2 separate regions of the Homo sapiens genome follow, and region 1 is linked to region 2. The links are chromatin loops, found by intact Hi-C in ENCODE. Cell type or tissue: mammary epithelial cell. All regions are shown on one strand. Each heading gives the region's core, and the rest is flanking DNA. Links, peaks and the distances in the headings are about the cores only. Region 1 overlaps DNM1L (dynamin 1 like). Region 2 overlaps BICD1 (BICD cargo adaptor 1).

Region 1 (2,926 bases), core at 147-2,646, 350 kb after region 2:
ATATATACTATAAAATATATATAGTATATACTATATATATTTTATAAATATACTATATATAGTATATACTATATATATTTATATATACTATATATAGTATATATATAAAATATAGTATATATTTTATATATATATAAAATATAGTATATATAGTATATATATTATATATAGTATATATAGTATGTATAGTATATATAATATATATAGTATATATATTATAAATATATACTATACATACTATATATACTATACATATTTTATATATATACTATACATATTTTATATATATACTATATATATTTTATATATAATATAGTATATATATTTTATATGTATAGTATATATATATATTTTAGATGGAGTCCTGCTCTGTCACCCAGGCCGAAGTGCAATGGCACGATCTCAGCTCACTGCAACCTCTGCCTCTCGGGTTCAAGCAATTCTCCTGCTTCAGCCTCCCGAGCAGCTGGGATTACAGGCGTCTGCCACTGTGCCTGGCTAATTTTTGTATTTTTAGTAGAGATGGGGTTTTACCATGTTAGTCAGGCTGGTCTCAAACTCCTGATCTCAGGTGATCCACCCGCCTTGGCCTTCCAAACTGCTAGAATTACAGGTGTGAGCCACCGTGCCCGGCAAAAATGTTTTAAAAAATTATACACAATGTTTAACATTATTTTTAAAAAAGCACTGGTAAGTAAGGCATTACCAAAATGATGACAGAGGTAATACTAAGTGGGATTGTAGATGAGGGTTTTCCTTTATTAACACTAAATAGTTGTATTTAATGGATCATTTTCTTTCTTTTCTTTGCCCTTTTTTCTTTTTGCATTTACCAGGTCGCAGAACCCTAGCTGTAATCACTAAACTTGATCTCATGGATGCGGGTACTGATGCCATGGATGTATTGATGGGAAGGGTTATTCCAGTCAAACTTGGAATAATTGGAGTAGTTAACAGGTTAGCAGTTAGAATGGGATAAGAATTGGGATAAGCATTCTTAGAATGGGATAAGCATTCTCACTTCAGAGCAAGTCTGAATTTCTAAAATCTGTTTGAAATGTGATGCTGTACTATATTTTTTCTCCCTTTTATTATGATCTTGGTATTGCTAAAGAATCCGTTGCCCTAAAGGGAGAAAAGAGAGAGAATTTTTTTTTTTTTTTGAAATAGGGTCTCTCTCTGTTGCCTAGGCTGGAATGCAGTGGCGTGATTGTGGCTCATTGTAGCATCAACCTCTGGGCTCAAGTGATCCTTTCACTTCAGCCTTTCAAGTAGCTGAGACTATAGGTGTGTATCACCACACCTGGCTAATTTTAAATTTTTTTGTAGTGACAAGGTCTTGCCATGTTGCCCAGGCTTGTCTCGACTTCCTGGGCTCAAGCAATCCTCCAACCTTGGTTTCCCAGGTGCTGGGATTACAGGCATGAGCCACTGTGCCTGCCCCATAGACATTTTTACTGGAAAATGTTTCTAAAGTAAGCAATACCACAAAATGGAAGAAATGTTGTAATAGCCAGGCTTTAAGAATTCTTGCCTATCATGTTAAGCTATGTATGAGGAGGTACTGGGTAAGGGAAAAATTATCTAATGTGCACCCAATCGAGAAAGAGTTTAAGGTGGCAGGATTTTAATAGATTGGTTTTAATCCCTGGCATTAGTGATGCTTCTGTGTAATTGCCAGGATGTGACTTGGAGAAATTGTATTAAAGGTATCCTAATTTATAAATAGTTGGTATTAAAAACTGGGAAAAGGAAACTAGTATTGAGTGTCTAATTAAAGGTGACAAGATTTTAATAGATTGGTTTAATCCCTAGCATTAGTGATTCTGTGTAATTGCCAGGATGTGACTTGGAGAAATTTTATTAAAGGTATCCTAATTATAAATAGTTGGTATTAAAAATCGGGAAAAGGAAATTATTATTGAGTGTCTAATTACGTTTTAGACACTCTACTGTGAGCAATTTGCAAATGGTATCTCTTGGAATCCTCACAGCATCCCCTGAGGTAGGTGTTGATGTCTATTTTATAATCAGAAACCTCAGGTTATACATTTAACCAAAAGTCACGTGGGTAGTGAAAGAGCTGGATTCGGATGAATATCTCTTTTAGTCCAAAGCCTTCATATGGTAGGAAACACTGAAATTATCATGAAATCTGAGTTATAGTCCTAGTTCTTACATAAACTAGATACAACGTAGGTTTAAATGACACCTAATGTCTTTGGGTCTCAAGCCTTTAGAAAATGAAAATGTTTTTACTGCCTGATACATAAGATCCATTCCAGTTGTCTGCTTCTATTTTAATGTCCTTCCATTCCAACCCTACTGTCATTCTCCCATCCCCACTGTCATTCTCCCATCCCCACTCCCAATTCCAGCTGTCTCCTTTTTCAGGTAAGGAGGTGGCCTAACACTGTTCGTTGTTTGTAGATGATTGTTCTTCAAGTTAACTTAATTATTTTTGGGAGAAATTAGTTCCCTGTCCATGGATAAAATATACAGTTGACTAAGATACTCTTATATTTTTATACCTGTCTATACCTGTTACTTATTGTTTTTGTCTATAGTTAATGGTAATAATGAGGCCTACTCTATTTAGGCACTAGTTACTTACAATTCACTTAGTTCAAGTCTTGGCTATGCCAGTTAGTGTGTGACCTGGGGTAAGTTAGTTTTTGTGAGCCTCAGTTCCTTGCTATACAATGGGGTAATAATACCTGCCACATAAAATTATTGTGAGAATTAAATAAAACAGTCCCTGTCAGGTATTAGAGAACAATGCCTGGTGCTGTCATCATCTAAGGTAGGAAGAGGACAACAGTTAAGCTGAATAGTTTCGTTATTTTTTCAACCTCAGGAGCCAGCTAGATATTAACAACAAGAAGAGTGTAACTGATTCAATCCGTGATGAGTATGCTTTTCTTCA
Region 2 (2,926 bases), core at 332-2,831:
CTTATAGATGAAGTGAGATTAATAAAACAGGGTTATAGAAGAGCATGTATATTAAGTGCCTATACAGTGCCTGAGACATCGTAAACAATAAATAAGTACTAGATGCTGTCATCATCACCATCACCATCACCATCACCACCATCATCACCATCACCATCACACTTCAATGTAGTTGCTTATTAAATATGCTTATCTTCCTTGATAAAACAGAGACCACATTTTCTCTGTTCACCTTTTTCCCCCTGCTGCCTAACACAGTTTCTGACACAAAATAGGAGTTTAGTAACTTGACTGTTGAATGGTTTAGACAAACCCTGGTGGCCAAACAACAGCAATGGCTTTGTGGGTTCTACAATGCCTGCTCCTTCATGCACATAGTTGTCATCTTTTATTCCCCCCAAAGCAACGAGATGTGGTCTAGTTCCTTCAAGGGTGAGCCTAGCAGAATAGATCCTAGACGGAGCAGGGGAGATCACTCAGAGCCTGCAGCATCTCAGAGCTACAAGGGACTTCCTCAGCCTCCCAACCTACCTCCTTCATTTTACAAAGTACATCCTAAGACACATCCGTGGCTCAGCCAGGCTACAATTGACACAACTGGAGGGCTGTAGACCCGAGAAGAGGGATTTAGAAGACAACTGAGTCAGAGCAATGTAGCTACATTTTAGTTTAATTTTTTAAGTCCATCACCATTTTATCTATGAAATTTGTTTTTTATTCTTTAAGGATAACACGTAGCTAAGTGCTTATAAATAATAAATGAAAAATAATCATCATTAGCTTGGCTAGGAGCAGTGGCTCACACCTACAATCCCCACATCTTGGGAGGCCGAGGCAGGAAGACTGCTTGAGGCCCGGAGTTCAAGACCAGCCTAGGCAAAATAGCTAGAACCTGTCTCTACAAAAATTTAAAAAATTAGCAGGGTGTGGTGGTGTGTGCCTGTGGTCCCAGCTACTCAAGAGGCTGAGGCAGGAGGATCACTTGAGCCCAGGCGTTGGATGCTGAAGTGAGCTATGATAGCCACCTAGGCAACAGCATGACATCCTGTCTCAAAAACTAAATAAATAGGCCGAGTGCAGTGGCTCACACCTGTAATCCCAGCACTCTGAGAGGCCAAGGTGGGTGGATCACCCGAAGTCAGGAGTTAGAGACCAGCCTGGTTAACACGGTGAAACCCCGTCTCTACTAAAAATACAAACAATTAGCTGGGCGTGGTGGCGCACGCTTGTAATCCCAACTACTCGGGAGGCTGAGGCAGGAGAATTGCATGAACCCAGGAGGCGGAGATTGCAGTGAGCCGAGATTGTGCCATTGCACTCCAGCCTGGGCAACAAGAGCAAAACTCTTGTCTCAAAAATAAAATAAAATAAAAAATAAATATTAGCCAGAGATGATGTTACTTCTAATGAAGGAAAAAGTGATATTCACTACAAATAAGAAGAATGTCTACCACCTCTCTAGCATTTCATTAAGGGAGTACACTGTGGTTCTGATCACCTGCTGTCTGAATTTTACCATAAATTATATTTTGAATGAATAATAATCTGTGACTGTATTGGCAAAACAAAGTCAAATATATGAGATATTTTTAAAAGATGTAAGCCATTTTAATACTCTAGTTACTCTAATTCTAAGGATCGCTATTCCACAGAGGCCACTACTCTGCTTTAGAAGAGTTTCATTATACCTCCCTGGCAATGTAAGACATAAGGAATCCAGAGTGGTTTTTACATCCATTGCATTTACCCAAATACACCATCGGAGGGCAGCACACACCTGGTTGACTTAACTGCCTGTCTGGTGGCCTTATCAAAATAGTTGTCAAATTAGTCTAAGACATTCCTAAATTACCACTCAGATAGGCAGGAAAGCTGTTGGAGAAGACAAAAGGAGCAAAGATTTTTAAAAGACAAAAGAATGCATTCCTTAAGACTCTGAGTTTCTACAAAAGGGAATCTGGAGCTAATCAATGCTGCAAAATGGGAAAACGGAGTTAAAAAAGGAATTTCCTCAATCTGAGAAAACAGATTTGTTATATTTGAAAGATTTTTACTGAGTATGATCATCCGAACACCAGCTACTAAACAAAAATCAGATCTCCTTGTTCCTATTAAGATGCGCTAATTAATAAGATGGCAACAAAGACCACCATATAAAAGGGTTCCTTCAGTAATGTTTTCTTGAGTGAACAAAAATCAAGCCTGCCTTATATTGTATTCTACTTTGCATCACAAACAGTTTTAGTGTATTTCTGGAAAAGCATCAGCAGTTTTTTCGAATTTTAAATTCTGGAGTTATGTAACTATATAGGCAGGCTTTTTTATAACAGAATATAACAGTGATACTTAAATAGAAGACTTCAAATGTAAATATCAGTAGAGCCTCGTTAAGGCTATAAATCCAGACTTTGTGATAATGTGGATTAAATATTATTTACATAACATATAAGGAGGCCGGGTGCAGTGGCTCACGCCTGTAATCCCAGCACTTTGGGAGGCCGAGGCAGGTGGATCACCTGAGGTCAGGAGTTCAAGACCAGCCTGACCAATATGGTGAAACCCTGTCTCTACTAAAAATACAAAATTAGCCGGGTGTGGTGGCACATGCCTGTAATCCCTGCTCCTTGGGAGGCTGAGGCAGGAGAATCACCTCGGGAGGCTGAGGCAGGAGAATCGCCTGAACCCAGGAGGCGGAGGTTGCAGTGAGCTGAGATTGCACCATTGCACTCCAGCCTGGGCAACAAGAGCAAAACTCTGTCTCAAATAAACAAACAAACAAACACATATAAGGAAAGGGATTTGCTAAGCAAATACAGTCTAAGCAGTTGGCAAGAGGAAATGCTTCAATTATTTAAGAATAATTTTTAAGTTTAATTCCAATTTTAACTTGTTTGCAAAAATCTTTTTGGAGAAATATGACGTATAT

Evidence for each region. Hi-C counts contacts between places; a loop is a spot of excess contacts. Peaks named below come from ENCODE experiments on the same cell type or tissue, not always from the same donor. Only the 100,000 strongest peaks of a DNase experiment are listed, where the experiment ranks them.
Region 1: it touches region 2 in a loop (4-fold over the local background); 4 of 110 quality-filtered maps call a loop at or near these places.

What each region holds. Positions count from the first base shown.
Region 1 is chr12:32,717,807-32,720,732 of GRCh38, forward strand. DNM1L (dynamin 1 like) reads left to right here. Exons shown (of 20, transcript NM_012062.5): 7 at 837-957; 8 at 2,858-2,926. Among named protein-coding and RNA genes, the nearest start is that of YARS2, 37 kb to the right of the region's middle. In mammary epithelial cell, for the core only: no CTCF peak of the experiment used is centred there; a DNase peak (open chromatin) is centred at 1,345; H3K27ac peaks cover 2,272 bases.
Region 2 is chr12:32,363,886-32,366,811 of GRCh38, forward strand. All of the region lies in intron 8 of BICD1 (BICD cargo adaptor 1), which reads left to right. Among named protein-coding and RNA genes, the nearest start is that of FGD4, 34 kb to the right of the region's middle. In mammary epithelial cell, for the core only: a CTCF peak has its summit at 1,762; a DNase peak (open chromatin) is centred at 1,756.